Linked DNA regions of Mus musculus: region 2 is linked to region 1. A link is a loop called in an ENCODE intact Hi-C map of the cell type or tissue named here. Cell type or tissue: left cerebral cortex. All regions are shown on one strand. Each heading gives the region's core, and the rest is flanking DNA. Links, peaks and the distances in the headings are about the cores only.

Region 1 (8,210 bases), core at 1,142-6,141:
TGGAAGAAAGACAGCATTTTCAACAATTGGTGCTGGCACAACTGGTTGTTATCGTGTAGAAGAATGCGAATCGATCCATACTTATCTCCTTGTACTAAGGTCAAATCTAAGTGGATCAAGGAACTTCACATAAAACCAGAGACACTGAAACTTATAGAGGAGAAAGTGGGGAAAAGCCTTGAAGATATGGGCACAGGGGAAAAATTCCTGAACAGAACAGCAATGGCTTGTGCTGTAAGATCGAGAATCGACAAATGGGACCTAATGAAACTCCAAAGTTTCTGCAAGGCAAAAGACACCGTCAATAAGACAAAAAGACCACCAACAGATTGGGAAAGGATCTTTACCTATCCTAAATCAGATAGGGGACTAATATCCAACATATATAAAGAACTCAAGAAGGTGGACTTCAGAAAATCAAATAACCCCATTAAAAAATGGGGCTCAGAACTGAACAAAGAATTCTCACCTGAGGAATACCGAATGGCAGAGAAGCACTTGAAAAAATGTTCAACATCCTTAATCATCAGGGAAATGCAAATCAAAACAACCCTGAGATTCCACCTCACACCAGTCAGAATGGCTAAGATCAAAAATTCAGGTGACAGCAGATGCTGGCGAGGATGTGGAGAAAGAGGAACACTCCTCCATTGTTGGTGGGAGTGCAGGCTTGTACAACCACTCTGGAAATCAGTCTGGCGGTTCCTCAGAAAACTGGACATAGTACTACCGGAGGATCCAGCAATACCTCTCCTGGGCATATATCCAGAAGATGCCCCAACAGGTAAGAAGGACACATGCTCCACTATGTTCATAGCAGCCTTATTTATAATAGCCAGAAGCTGGAAAGAACCTAGATGCCCCTCAACAGAGGAATGGATACAGAAAATGTGGTACATCTACACAATGGAGTACTACTCAGCTATTAAAAAGAATGAATTTATGAAATTCCTAGCCAAATGGATGGACCTGGAGGGCATCATCCTGAGTGAGGTAACACATTCACAAAGAAACTCACACAATATGTATTCACTGATAAGTGGATATTAGCCCCAAACCTAGGATACCCAAGATATAAGATATAATTTGCTAAACACATGAAACTCAAGGAGAATGAAGACTGAAGTGTGGACACTATGCCCCTCCTTAGATTTGGGAACAAAACACCCATGGAAGGAGTTACAGAGACGGAGTTTGGAGCTGAGATGAAAGGATGGACCATGTAGAGACTGCCATAGCCAGGGATCCACCCCATAATCAGCATCCAAACGCTGACACCATTGCATACACTAGCAAGATTTTATTGAAAGGACGCAGATGTAGCTGTCTCTTGTGAGACTATGCCGGGGCCCAGCAAACACAGAAGTGGATGCTCACAGTCAGCTAATGGATGGATCATAGGGCTCCCAATGGAGGAGCTAGAGAAAGTAGCCAAGGAGCTAAAGGGATCTGCAACCCTATAGGTGGAACAACATTATGAGCTAACCAGTACCCCGGAGCTCTTGACTCTAGCTGCATATATATCAAAAGATGGCCTAGTCGGCCATCACTGGAAAGAGAGGCCCATTGGACTTGCAAACTTTATATGCCCCAGTACAGGGGAATACCAGGGCCAAAAAGGGGGAGTGGGTGGGCAGGGGAGTGGGGGTGGGTGGATATGGGGGACTTTTGGTATAGCATTGGAAATGTAAATGAGTTAAATACCTAATAAAAAATGGAAAAAAAAAAACTTCACTTATAACTTAGTTATGGTTTTAAACCTTCAGTGAACCTGTGGAGCTGAGACAAGTGATGGGTGTTTAGCCAGATAATTACTCCTAATGGATATGCATGCAAACATTCTCTGGTGTAAACTTCTATTTCAATTTATGATTTGATTTTCTGTGTGAACTTTTGAAGAACTTTTTAACATGTGATCACGCATTCTGAATGATGTTTAAGGGCTGAGGACAAAGAGAAGAGTCAGATTTGAGGAACTGAGATGAGGGGAGCGGAGGTGAGAAGAACTGAGCTGAGGAGAAGTTTTAAGACAGAACACTTTTTAGATTAGAAGGAAAATGCAGAGTGGAATAACTTAGAAATTATAGGTAACATAAAATACTAAGAGAGCAAAGTTCAGAATGCAGAGGGAAAGAGGAAAAAAGATGTCACAGAGCCGAAGGAGCAGGCAGGCTTCTCCTTACCATGGGACAGAACAGGTCCTATGATAAGGACAAGGCAGGTTTAGTTTTATTAAAATAAACAAAGCTTTTTTTCTTTCAAACATGGGTTTAATTCACTTAGCATTAAAAGGGTAGAAGCCTTTTCTTTCTCTATGTAATAAAGATTGGAGCAGCTAGAACTGACCCTAACCAGTTCTGAGGCTGAAGCAGGTTTATTTTTCCCTAGTATGCTTTTATACCATTTTGATACATGATCGTAATAAGTTCAGTTCTAGGTTAAGGAACAAGCAAGGTAATAAACACAAATAGTCAAGGAACAAACAAGACAATAAACAAAGTCCAGCGATCATTGCTTCTAAGGGCTTACTTATCAAGCTATCTGAGCCTACTTTCCTGTCATAACCCAAAGTCATATTCTTACCTGAAGCCTACTTCTTTGTTCTAGGCTAAAATCAGATTCCTGCCTGATCTTACTTCCCTGTCCTGGCCCAATGTCAAATTCCTGCCTGAAGTCCATTTCCTTGTCCTGGCCCAATGTCAATTTCCTGCCAAGTGGGCCCCCAAAAGCTCTCCACGCAAAACTCCGAATTTAATGCCAGATCTCTGTAAGTTTGAGGTCAGCATGGCTTACACAGTGAGTTCCAGAACAGCCATGGCTACATAGTAAGACTCTGTCTCAACCATCCAAACCAACACATGAACAAAAAAAAATTAATTTAAACACCTGTGGTTTCCTGCATGTCTTTGAGAAACAAGCAGCCATGGATAGAAGGTATCTAAAAATAGACTTTGCATCAAACTGATAGAGCTTTCTCAATGTTTTCCTAGATTATAAAATGAAATAGTCTTCCATAGTTTTCAGTCAAGTTCCCTTCCTTTGGAGGTGGTAGAAGCTGGGTTAGAGTGTAGAGGATCTTGAGACCCCCCTTCCCCCCTCAAACCATGCAGTTTCCCCAGCCCTAGGGCAATAGTTGTGGAATATTTGAACATGCATCTTGAATTGTAGTCTAGACCTAGCCCTGCAGGGAGCAGTGGACCCTGCTTGCAGATGTTGCCCTGGCTCTGGACTTAGTCTTTTGGAGTTTAATTTTGGCTCCATCTCAGCCCTCGCTGTTTATCTAATTGCGTTTCAGGACTACAACCTATCTAGGTGTAAATAATGAGCTAACTGTGACTTAATGTGTTTGGCAAAGGGAGAATGTCATTTCCCCAAGGAGGTTAGTCTACTTTGCCCTCTGACTTATGCTTTGTCTCATTTCTGTTATTGATAGGCTTGACTCATGCTGCTGCTATGTCTTCTGTATTTACTCTTTCAGCCTTAGAGCGGGTATCCCTACTGACCTCTGAATTGACCCCTGAATAAGAAGTCATTAGCACCATCATATAAAGAACTATGGAGTTATATATCTATTGCATCTGTACTTTTAAACTGAAGTTCCTATAAGTCAGTACTGTAAGCATGGAGTGGGGAGCACTTGGGAAAGGATTCCTGCTGTCTGTTTCCAAGGAGACAACGATTTTCTTTACTTGACATTTCCCAAATGGACCCTATTAGGGTGGTGAAGTAACACTTAGTCTTGTTTCTCTCACACCCACTAATTGCTGCTGTTGTTACAACAGCAATGTGTTCTCTGACCTGCTTATAACACCAAGACAGCTTTGGTAACCAGAGCCAGAACCATGTATTTGTTTTGTTTTGTTTTGTTTTGTTTTTCCATTCTGTTGGCAACAATACATCCCTCCAGCCGTTTTACCCGGTGACCTTGTTTGGGGAATTATTTGAGTGTTTTCAGAGGTGTAATGCCATGATCCCCCACCCCAGTGGTTGTGAGCTGGTCTTGACATGGATGCTAAGTCCCTGGAATCTAGACCTGAGAAGGGATGCCGCATCGCTTTATCCCAGCATATTGAGGGCTTAGGGCCGAGGAATTTCAAAAAGAAATACTGACCCCTTGTGGTATGATATTATATTCTAGTCAATCAGGTGAAGAAAAGTTTGGAAATTCAGAATCTTCCTTAAATATAGTGAATTTTGCTTAAAATGACACAAAATGATGCTGAGTGTATACAGTAGTTTACATGCTAATTAGTAACAATAGGAAAGGGGACAGAATGACTATTTTATACAGCCATACAGGGAATAACATATATGTTGCATTTTTAAAAAGCTTTATATTGGCAAATCTCCTTAGGGTCTTTGCTTTAATATTCTCACATAATTCCATCAGGAAAAATCCCATCCATAATAGTTGATTTTATAGAGTGCTTTTCACATGAAAGAAAATGTCTTCACATGTGACCTTATTTGCTCTTCATACCAACTGAGGCAAAGTGTGGCTGTTCTTTGTAGTTTAAAGAAAAAAAAAACATTAGGAAAGTTTAGTAACTGATCCAAATGAATATAATTAGAAAGCCTGAGCTGACACAATGGTGGCACACACCTCTAATCCCAGGACTTGAGAGGCAGAGGCACGTGGATCTCTGTGAGTTCAAGGCCAGCCTGGTCTACAGAGCAAGTTCTAGGGCAGTCAAAGGTACACAGAGAAACTCTGTCTTGAAAATCCAACCAAACCAAACGCAGCCAATCAACCAACCAACCAAACAACCAACTTAACCAAATGACTAAGGCCTGATTAGACATCTAAATATTAGAAGGGTGTGTCTAAATACAGCGCAGCGCTTCTGGTTTTAGGGTGAAGAGCTTCTATTTGGAAAGACACAGGGAGCACACAGATGCTCACATTGCAGAACTGGGGCTACCAAGTCACTTATCAATCAAACTAATGAAGACATCTTCAGTGTGATAACTCCAGATGCCACACAGATTTCTTTGTCTAGTGGAACAACATTAGATTGTTCACGCCATTTGGTGTGTACAATTTGTGCCCTCAGCAGGTGTGGTGCAATAGTGCCAAGCTAAGGGCATATTTGCAGAAATCATTTGAGTTTAAAAAATAAGTTAGAAGCTGGGCATGGTGGTGTATGCCTTTAATCTCAGCACTCAGGAGGCAGAGGCAAAGGTTCAAGGCCAACTTGGTCTACAGAGTGAGTTCCAGAACAGCTCATGCTGTTACACAAAGAAATCCTGTCGTGGAAAAAGAAATAAAGAATAATTCAGAGAGAACTACATCTACACATTATGCAGAAATGATAAATTGATATAGTATTATATCACTCAAGCATTTTATTTCTTGTATGCTTGTTTTACTGGAATGAACTCCCGGCATTAAAATATTAAACAATATAGGAAAAAGATAAAAAGTAAGTTTTACTCAAATCTCATTCTCCTCACCCATAATAATAACTTTTACTGTGGTGTATATTTTCCAGTCAATTTTCTATCTATTTATACATATTTGCATACATATGAGCAAATATATTATTTTCTGAGAAAATATGTGAGATCTACTTATTCTTTTCTGCTTTTCCCCACTGATAATACACTAGCTATTTTACACACAGTATACCTTGACCGTCAGTACAACCCTTTTATGAACCCTTTTATGAATATATGCATATGTGAACATGTGTATTTTTGCATATATGAATATATGTATATATGTGTATATCCATATGTGTATTTAATGGAATTTTCTTATTAAAATATATTTCATAGTTTGCAGAAATCATTTGAGTTTAAGAAATAATTTAGAAGCCAGGCATGGTGGTGTGTGTACACGTCTTTAATCTCAGCACTCAGGAGGTAGAGGCATTGCATCATATATTGTATCATTATTATATATATATGCATATGGCATACATCATATATACATTATATATGTATATATATACACACATATTGCACTAATATGTGTCTGCACATCTGTGGGTATGCAGATATATTTGGACATGTGAGTGTGGAGGCTGATGTTGAGATGGACTGCTCTTTTCCTCATTTATTGAGGCCATCTCAAATGAACCAAAGCTTACTGCCATAGCTGATATAATTTGCCAGTTTGCTCAGGGAGATGCTCATTTCTGCCTTCTCAGCACTAGATTTGCCCACGGAGTGCCACACACACCTGGGATTTACATGGTGGCTGGAGATCTGAACTCTGACCCTCACATTGTCAAGGGAATCATTTTATCCACAGAATCATCTTCCAAGGCCCATGGATGGATAGACTGGATAATTTTTTTTTTAAATTTGTTTATTTTGTTTTGAGAAAGGGTTTGTTTGGCTTACAATCCCACATTGCAGTCCATCATTGTGGGAAAGTCAAGACAGGAACTTGAAGCAGAAACTTCCACTGTCAGAGGAAAGCTGAGAATTAATACACACATGCATACTTAGCATTCCGTTCTTACTCTCCATTCATTCTTACATACTCCAGGACCCAAACCCAGAGACATCTGTGACGAGCTTGGTCTTCCACATAAATTAATCAAGATACCCCCACCTCCCAAGACATGTCTGCAGGTCAACCGGATCTAGAAGGTTCCTCACTGAAACTAGACTCTAGATCATGTCAAGTTGACCATTGAAGCTAATCACAAAGGGACTTAGGCTTCGACCCAACCACATGAGGCTGACCTGACTATGGCTGCTAATTGAAAGTTTCCATCAGAAGGAATCAGCACTGAGTCGCTGATTTAACACTATTCCCCAGCAGGGCCAACCAGGGTCTTCGTGACAGACTGACTAAACTGAACCACTTCCGTTGTGGAAAGGGCAGAGCCTTTTCCTTTCTAGGCTAATCATTCTTTTATGAATAATTTTTTTAATTTTGAAAATTTCATACATTTATACAGTATTTACTGATCATGAGTATGGGTACTTCTGAAATCTCTACTCTATAGATGATCTATTTTTCTCTAGTCTAAGACTTTAAACATTATACAATCTTAGAGGAAATCATAAACTCGGGAATGTGGCAGCCCAAATACCTCAGGCTTATCTACTTTTATATTTTCTCATCTTTAGTCCCTTTAATGCTGTCCCCATGATTTTTGGTCTCCACAGCTAGTGGCCATTACTATGTAAGAGTTCTTGGAATTGAACTTAACTTACTTGCTTTATGCTGCTCTGGCTTAAACAATAGTACCTCTAAAAGCATAGCTACTGCATGAAACACACACAGATTCACACACCTTTATATTTACATATTATCTTTTACCTTATTGGATATAAAATATGTAATTACACTCAGTAAAATGAAAGTTATTCTTTTGTGTATCACTAAGGTCATATCACAGTAGGTTATGAATATTGTTCTTATTTCAATAAGCCCCAACCTAAAGAGCAGGCTTTTCTTGTCTTGCTCTGTGATGTGATGCAGGTTTGAACACCCAAACCTTCAATCTCTTCATTTCCCATTCTGCTTTTTTGTTCCAGGTTGTACTTAGACTTTTCCTTACAATTTAGTGTCCTGTGCTGCGCTTGCCACCTGACAGGAACCCAATGAACAATTATTAACTTATGAACATGATGCTTTCAAATATATGTTGAGGCATCCGATTACATTAAATTGGCCTTTCCAATCTTATCTATATTTTACCCAACTTGGAAAGATATAGCAGAGATTCACAATTCTAGCACATACACCGTATGTTCACTTTGTCTTAAAAACATTAAAATGGAAAAGAAAAATCACCCGTGTTATCGTTTATATTTCTGAGACTATTGAGACTCAAGGATAACAAACATTTACCAGCGACTGCAGAGTGCATTTGTCTGATTGCTTGCCGGTCTGTGCGCCCAACACTCTCTGCCGAGATTTCTGGTCCAGGCAGTTCCAGCGAGGGGGAAGTGCAATTGCTGCAGCTGCTCTGGTGCTGCTGCTGTCCTGCTGCACTGAGCCTCCGGAGCTGGTAGAGGGCTCAGCTAGTAAGCAGAGGTGCAGGGGAGCTTCTAGCATCGAAAGCGTTCTTTCCCCAGGAAGTGTTACAGCTCTTACAGGACAGACGGATGCTCTTAGGCGATGGAGTAATTCTCACACATCTTTATTCCTTCTGGATAGGATTGTATATATATAGTTTTGGGATGGGTTGGGGTCTGACAGCTGGTGTGGTGTTTCCTGTTGACTTTGTCTGAGATCTTAAGGGTGC
Region 2 (8,210 bases), core at 1,275-6,274, 670 kb before region 1:
TAATGATGTCTCTTCACAGCAATAGAACAGTTACTAAGCCATCATTTTCTCCTCCGCCCCTGACGGTCCATCAATGGCATTGGCGTGTTTTCCCACACTGGGTTTTCTCAAAGGTACATGTGTACTCAGCCTTAGAACTCTGACAATACTTCTTAAAACCAAGAAGTCGGAAAACAGCCTTCATTGCTGTGTTTTCATTATTCCAGCTCTGTTTAAATTCCAGTGCATTGTTCTAGGAAAACAGAGAAAGAAAACATTTCTCCATATTCGATTGTTTAGAAATCATAGCCTTCAGTTCTCTCTGATTCCTTCCTCCTTCTCTTCCTTCCTTCCCTCCCTCCCTCTCTCTTCTCCCTCCCTCCTTCCGCCCTTCCTCTCCCTCCCTTCCTTCTTGCCTAAATGCATGTATGCATTAATTTCTATCTTCTTGCTTTCTTTCTTTCCTTCGTTCCTAACTACTTTTTACAAATCCATATATATATGTTATTGTTATTCTAGAACACTTTGAAGGAACATAAAATATTGAACAAATATTGCAAGGGACTCGTCTTAAGGGAAACCCAGGGACCAACACATCTTGCACACACCTGGACCCTTTCGAGAGAGATGCCATATATTTGCCCATGGTTTCACAGAAGCTTAGACAGGTTGTGTTTGCTCCATAATTTGTAAGTTGGCAGTGTAAATTACAGTGCACATGAGTTTTTTTTAAAGACTTATTGTTTAGAAGAATAATGGTGGGTTTTGGCCAGGAGAAATTTCCTCCTAAGATGCAGTCAAGTGGTGAAAACACTCCCTGCAGCATCTGAATGTACACAGGGGTGGCACATTTGGCTTTTTAGTGCTTGCTGGTGGTTATGTGTACAGATGCATGCCCTTATAAGGAGCTCAATAATGCAGTTGTGGGGTCGAGCTTAATGTCTGAGTGGAGACATATGTAGCAGATGTACAGGTTGGCTTTCATGCAGGCCCCCCAACAACTGGAACGGGCTGAGGGGGCTTACCCTGACTCTGTTGCCTGCCTGTGGATCCTGTTCCTCTAACTGGGCTGCCTTGTCTGGCCTCAGTGGGAGAAGATGCACCTAGACCTGCAGTGACTTGAGTACCAGGGTGGGTTAGTTTTCTGGGAAGGATCTTTCCCTTCTCAGAGGCAAAGGAGAGTAGGGATGGGTAGAGGGGCTGGGGGAGGGGAGACTGGGTGGAGGGGTCACTGTGATAGGGATGCAAATTGAATAAATAAATGGAAAAATATTTTAGTGTAAAAAATTAAAGGCCAAAATAACAACAAGACCATGCTAAATGGATCAAAAAATGCAGAAATGAGGTATTAGGAGAAAAGAAGAAAAATAGCTCAAGACACAGCATGGATGATGTCTTTCTAGACTTTATCCCAGTAGCACAGGACACACTAGCAATAACAAATGAGCAGGACTGTATGAAATTAAAACGCTTCTACAGAGCAAAGGGAAAAGTACTGGAATTAAAGACAAAGCCTTTAGAATGGTAGGAAGCCTCTGAGCTGTTTGCTGTCCCCCCCCCCCCAGGGGATTATTATGCAGAATGTACAAAGAACTCAGAAAAGGTAACCCTTGAGAGAACAATGATCAATAAACAGACAAATGAACCAAACAGACACTGTTCAAAGGAAGAAATAAAAATAACAACTGAGCCAGTTTTAAAAATGTTCTTTACCCACCTAGGAAATGTGAAGCAAACTCCACCGCATTCCAGCTCACAGTAGTCAGAATAGCTCTCACCAAGAGAACCAATGACAAATGCTGGTGAGGATGTGTGGAAAGTAGAACCCTCGTGGCTGCTGGTAGGAATACAAACTGGTCAGGTACAATGACCATCAGTGTGGAAGTTCTTCAAAAGGCTAAAATCTGACCTATGTTATCCAGATATACCAATCAAAGTCAGTACACATTAGAAGTATTGGCACACCCCTGCTTATGACAGCACCATTCACAGCAGCCACCTTGGACAGTCAGAGTAATCACTAAGGAATACATGGATGGATGGATGGATGATGAGAGGAATGGGTGGATGGATAAGGTGTGGTGCATATACACAAAGGATGATTATTCAACCATGAAGTTGAACAAAACCATGCCTTTTTCAAGAAAATTGATAACTGGATGTCAACGTCTCAAGTAAGGCACATAGATGTAGAAAGTCAAGTCTTACATGTTTTCTCTCATATCTGAAGTCTGGAGTTGCAAGGAATGTTACAAAAGTGGGAGGGTGACCAAGGAAGACTATTAGGGACAATGAAGGGAATTTGGGGAAGGAGGAGAAAGTGAGAAACAGAAGGGAATATAATCAATGCACATGCATGTGCGAAAATGCTGTAAGAAGCCCATAATTTTACTCATTGCCACAAGCTAATAGAAGAGAAATGATTTATGAATGAAATGTCAAGTCCCAAAGAAATAGAATATAGGGCCATGTTGGAGTTTTAACAAGATCCTCCCCATATTTGTTTTGTTTTGAGCAGAGTTTAAGGTTATGTTCTCTGAGGTATAGCTTAGAAACGGATCATCAACGATGCTGATGAAGGACACATTCATCAGTCAGTTGGGATGAAGTTGATGTTTTCTAATGAAAACCAAGGAATCTAATGCTAACAAAAGCCAGAATGGAGACAGCATCCCACCCAGAAAGAGGGCAAATCAAGCCCTTCTTCCTATTTCTTGCTAGAGCTGAGGGGAGGTTGTAAGTTGTAGACATGTTCCTGAACACAAACCCAATGAACCCATTTGTTCACCAAGCTGGATTGAGTGCAGTCTTTTCATTGGCCTGTTATTGCTCTATCTGGATTCCCCAGGAATATTATACAGCATAAGCTAATGTGTAGCTATAGAGTCCATTGGCTGAAGGAAATAGGCATTCTAGAAAGAAATCACATAGAGGACTCAAATAACTCTAGGATAGATAGGGTGGGGGCTGGGACATTGGAAGCCAAACTGATGAGCAAGAACTGAGAAGAGTCATTGGGGAAAGAAAATGGAGCATCTTTATATGGGACTCTACAGGAAAAACTGCCAAGCTACAAACAAACAACATTGTACTTGGTGCTGAATTCTTGGTGTCTAATAAAGATTGTTTGAAAGTTTGACAAGCTCTAACCTTCTTGATGAAACCCTCAGTTTAAAAGCTTAAACTGGGTAGAGAGGTGGCTCAGTGGTCAGAGGGCCTGCATTCAGTTCCTAGCATCTTGGTCATGTGGCTCACCACCACCTGTAACTCCTGATCCTGGGGATCCGTCTGAGGTCTCTGGCATCTTGGGCAATCATACTAACATGCATGTCCTCACCTGTATGTACAAAAACATAATTAAACAACAACAATGATATGTTTTAAAAACTCCAAACCTGTGGAATTTGGAAGCATGCACAACTGAAAGCACCTCCTGCAGCTAAGAGTTCTAACCACCCTTAAAGAGACCGTTCTCCTCGGGGAAGTGCCTAGCCTCCTGGCCTTGGTTGGGCATGAGGTCAGCAAGGAGCAGAGCTCACTGCCTCTTCTGCCCTGCAACTCTCACGAGCATCTCTGTGAAAGCAGAGTGAAGAAGGAAGATCCTCCGTTGGGAAGAGAAAGATGCAGCAGAGCAGGCTGTGAGTGCCTTGGCCTTCTGCTTTCTGAGGAGTTGTCAGATGGAGAAATGTCTAGTTTGAGGAGTTCTAATATTTCCCATCTTTTCTAATTGAAATATGGCTTCCTTCTATCTAAACATCGAAGGACGATGCTGGAACCCTTCAGAGTCATTGAGGAACGTGGCAGGAAGTAGCTCTCCTAAGTAGTTCTCACCCAGAGACAGATAGACTTGGGCAGCAGAAAACCAGTAGCTCTTGTTGTGAAATATTTGCTTTCGTATTTTATGTGCAAATTGTTGTTTATTCTGATATATGCAAACCCTGAGGCTGTTAGGCAGTCTTGTTACCTCCAGGGCAACCTTTTCCTCAGGTGAGTAACAAGCCAGGAACAGAAACATCATTCTCTTGCCTTTGAAATGATGAGATTTATAAACGCCTTGTGATATATCTTAGAAGCCTTCAACTTAGTGCTTGGGCAATTTAAATCTCACCAGAAGAGTCGAATGTAGAGAGATGTGCCAGAATTTTAGTTTTACATTTGTGGTAGAAATACATAGAGAAGGGCCTGAAAATAAAGGGGCAGGAACAACTCCAGAGCATAAATATTTCACCGCCAACCTTATATTTCTCTCCTCCACATAGGCCTGTGATATTTGGCTGAAATACAAATCTGTGGCAATGCTTTCTAGAAGGAGCATGACTGAAAGTATCTTAGCAACTTAGGTTAAATCTATTTAGATTCTTATAAAAGTGGTTAGAACACACTTTCCCTTCCTGAATATTTGGCCCGCTGCATTCTCAATCTATTTATGAATAAGAATGAGTTAACCATTGCCTCTTGCTTAGAAGTCAAAATTAGGATGTCTCTCCTTGGGAATGTATAGCATGATATAAATAGCACTTGCTAATATTATTAACAAGGAACTGTCCTACTTTTTAACCAAGAGATAAAAGGTGGCTTTCTAACTGCAGAGAACCACTCTTGCTACCAACTCACCTCATTTCATAAATATAATTAAATGATCTAAATTCAAACTCCAAATCTAGGGTGAATTAGACCTGGTAGAATTAGAACTCCCTTGTGCTCTTAGCAGAGCAAGCAAGAGGTCATATCCAATACCATATCCAGCTCTTTGATGTCATAGCTCCTGAGGAAACGCTCAGCCATCATAATTAAAGCCTCACAAAGGATGAATTATAGTGTGAATGGCATGGGAAAAATTAAATGTTGATTTTTATCATGCAGAATTCATAGGGAGGCAGAGTAAAGTCATGAATTGATGGCAATTTGTGGTTGTGGGAGCCCTAAAGTGGGTCTGTTGTTACTAAGAAAACATGTCACAGGTATATTAAACAGGTTCAACAAGAATTTGCAGGTAGTCGTGGAGAATTTTCTTGGGGAGATGCCAACATACCTCTCCACTAAGATATAACACCGATGACAGGACAGAGTAATAATCCTTCCCAAGTCCACCTTGGAGAACAATGGGGTTTATCTGGCTTGCTTTCTGAGCATGGAAGGGGTTATTTATAGACATGTGGGTGACCCTCAGACAGCTGTGCTATGGAAAATTCTCACTCCAGCATGGATGACGACTTTCCCATAGCCATGGACATGAAATTCCTCACCAGTTAACCCTCTGTTTACTGTATAGTCAACCATTTCTTGAAACCATGTGTAGCTGGGGCAGAAATACAGATAGCTAGAGGGGACGTGCCGAGCGTATCTGAGATAAGAGGGGAGCGTCTGATGACCCCCCTTTACCCCCTCTTTCTATGAGTAGACGTCTAATGTCTGATAATAAGATCTCTTTCAGGCAGTCACAGCTGCACTGGAGAAGATGGCACCAGCCTTTATGCTCAGAGGGCATCTTTCCACAGTACAGATAGACATCCTAGGTCTACATTGCCTGTGGACAACCTACTGCCCAACGGAGCCATGGCTGGCCTTGTTGCTGGACTTGGAAATCCTCAACTATGAGGCAGAGACCATGTTTTGCTCCCCTTTGATGTCCCAGAGGAAATCAAATTCCTTTTGCAAAAATGCAAAGATTGTTGACTGTCTTAGTCAGGGTTTCTATTCCTGCACAAACATCATAACCAAGGAACAAGTTGGTGAGGAAAGAGTTTAATTTGGCTTACACTTCCATACTGCTGTTCATCACCAAGGAAGTCAGGACTGGAACTCAAGCAGGTCAGAAAGCAGGAGTTGATGCAGAGGCCATGGAGGGATGTTCTTTACTGACTTGCTCAGTCTGCTCTCTTATAGAACCAAGCCCAGAGATGGTCCCACCCACAAGGGGCCTTTCCCCCTTGATCACTAATTGAGAAAATGCCTTACAGTTGGATCTCACGGAGGCATTTCCTCAACTGAAGCTCCTTTCTCTGTGATAACTCCAGCTGTGTCAAGTTGACACAAAACTAGCCAGCACAGTTGACCATACCACAGTGGAGAAAAATGAAGGGAATCTATGTTTAGCTCCTTTAGAGACGTTTTAGACAGGGAATCATCTCCTACCCTGTTGGGAGTATCTTTTTCTATCATTTATATCACATAAAAGGTTGGGAATATTTTTGTTGTTTTAACGGTTGACCTGAAAATTCATCCTGGATTAAGGTTAGTTTTTATTCAGAAGAATAACTTAATCCATGGTTGAATAAAAAAGTGAGAATGTGGGCTGGAGAGGTGGCTCAGCGGGTAAGAGCACTGACTGCTCTTCCGAAGGTCCTGAGTTCAATTCCCAGCAACCACATGGTGGCACACAACCACCCATGATGAGATCTGATGCCATCTTCTGGTGCATCTGAAGACAGCTACAGTGTAGTTACATATAATAATAAATAAATCTAAAAAAAAAGTGAGAATGTAAGGGACAGCAGTTGTCGGCTGTTACACTCAGAAGAGTCTTGTCTTGGGTCTTCAAAGGAACGCTCAGTGAAATAGATGGAGGTGAGCCACCTGTGTATCTATTAATACATACATAATTAAATGAATGTGGCCCATACAGAAGTGAACGATTATTTGGCCTTAAATGGAAGGACATATACACACAACAACACTGATGACCTTCAAGGCATCATGTGTTAAGGAACAAGAGTATTGTTTGAATCTGTTCCTATAAAGTTCCTAAAGTAGCCCAAGTCATAGTACTAGAAGGTAGAGCTATGTTTTCCCAGTGATGGTGCAGGAGGAGAGATGAGTTAGTGTTTAAAGCATACAGAATGTCATTTGGTAAAGATGAAAAACCCCTGAATAGAGATAGTGGTGATGGCTGTACAACAGTGAATGTTAGCTTTGTGGTTATTGTAAATCCTGCCACTATGCACATGGAGGCACGGTGTGTTTCTGAGCCCATATAAGCTACTTTCGTGTCACTGTGATAGGATTCCCTGACAAGAAGCAACTGTTAGGGGTGAAGGTTTGTTTTGGCTTATTGTTCCAGATAGAATAAAGTCCACCATGTGGGGAAGGTGTGGAGGATGGAGCATGAGGTAGAGAGAGAGAGAGAGAGAGAGAGAGAGAGAGAATGAGAAAGAGAGAGAGAGAGAGAAGCTATCAACCTCAAAGACGACCCTCGGTATCATACTCTCTCGGCAAGGTAAGGTTCCATAAGCTCCCCATAAGTCATTATCAGTTGGGGACTCCATGTTCAAACACGTGACCCTATGTGGGACATTTCACATTCAAACTAAAAGTCCCCACTTTCAGTTTTGGGGGCTATGAGCTTGTTAGATTACTGGATCATGTTGTAATTATTACTGGATCATACTGTAGCATTTTTTATGAAATGCCAAATAGTGTTATTTTGGTACACACACACACACACACACACACACACACACACACTTGCTCAGTTTTGCTAGTTGTTTCTGTAAGACAAAATTCCAAAGCATAGAAGTAGAATTGGCTATTCAAAAACATTTGATGTCTATTGCAAGTTTTACCTTAAGTCTCACTGTATTAATCTACATTCCTATTTATAGTACTTTATAGCACTGAAGGCCCTTGTTTCAAGGTGTGTTAGCAAATTTTGCATGATGAATTCTTGGCTTTGGCAGTTTGGGTTTGGGTTGCACCAACTGGGAGCCCTCTCATCATTTATGGCCATTTGTAATTATTCTCCGGTGGCTTTCCTGTCTTTATCTTTTGTCACTTCCCCACTGTGATATCTTTTTTCCTAATGGCTTGGTCTGTGCAAATTACAAAAACTATCACTTTGTCTTTGGTGATTTTTTTCTCCTTCCTTCCTTCCTTCCTTCCTTCCTTCCTTCCTTCCTTCCTTCCTCTCTCTCTCTCTCTCTCTCTCTCTCTCTCTCTCTCTCTCTCTCCCTCCCCCTCCTTCTCTCTCTTTCTTTCTTTCTTTCTTTCTTTCTTTCTTTCTTTCTTTCATTTTTTTAAAACTAGTGTCTTCTGACCATACTCAGGAGTGTTTTTAAAAGTAACTTCAAAAGTCAATTTGTATTGTAATATAAATGTATTATAAATATAATCATTTATTTATTTATTAGTAAATTATTTTACTATAATAAACTATAATAAAATTAAATTGAAATTATTTAATTATAAATATAAATTGTAATATAAATGTATTCTATTATTTTTACTATGTTTTT

What was found. Hi-C counts contacts between places; a loop is a spot of excess contacts. Peaks named below come from ENCODE experiments on the same cell type or tissue, not always from the same donor. Only the 100,000 strongest peaks of a DNase experiment are listed, where the experiment ranks them.
Region 2: a loop joins it to region 1, with 6 times the contacts of the local background. A loop is called at or near these places in 2 of 42 quality-filtered maps.

What each region holds. Positions count from the first base shown.
Region 1 is chr2:78,018,043-78,026,252 of GRCm38, forward strand. No RefSeq gene overlaps it. Among named protein-coding and RNA genes, the nearest start is that of 4930440I19Rik, 29 kb to the right of the region's middle. In left cerebral cortex, for the core only: a CTCF peak has its summit at 4,136 (motif pointing left); a DNase peak (open chromatin) is centred at 3,984.
Region 2 is chr2:77,347,285-77,355,494 of GRCm38, forward strand. No RefSeq gene overlaps it. Among named protein-coding and RNA genes, the nearest start is that of Gm35317, 27 kb to the left of the region's middle. In left cerebral cortex, for the core only: no CTCF peak of the experiment used is centred there; a DNase peak (open chromatin) is centred at 4,167.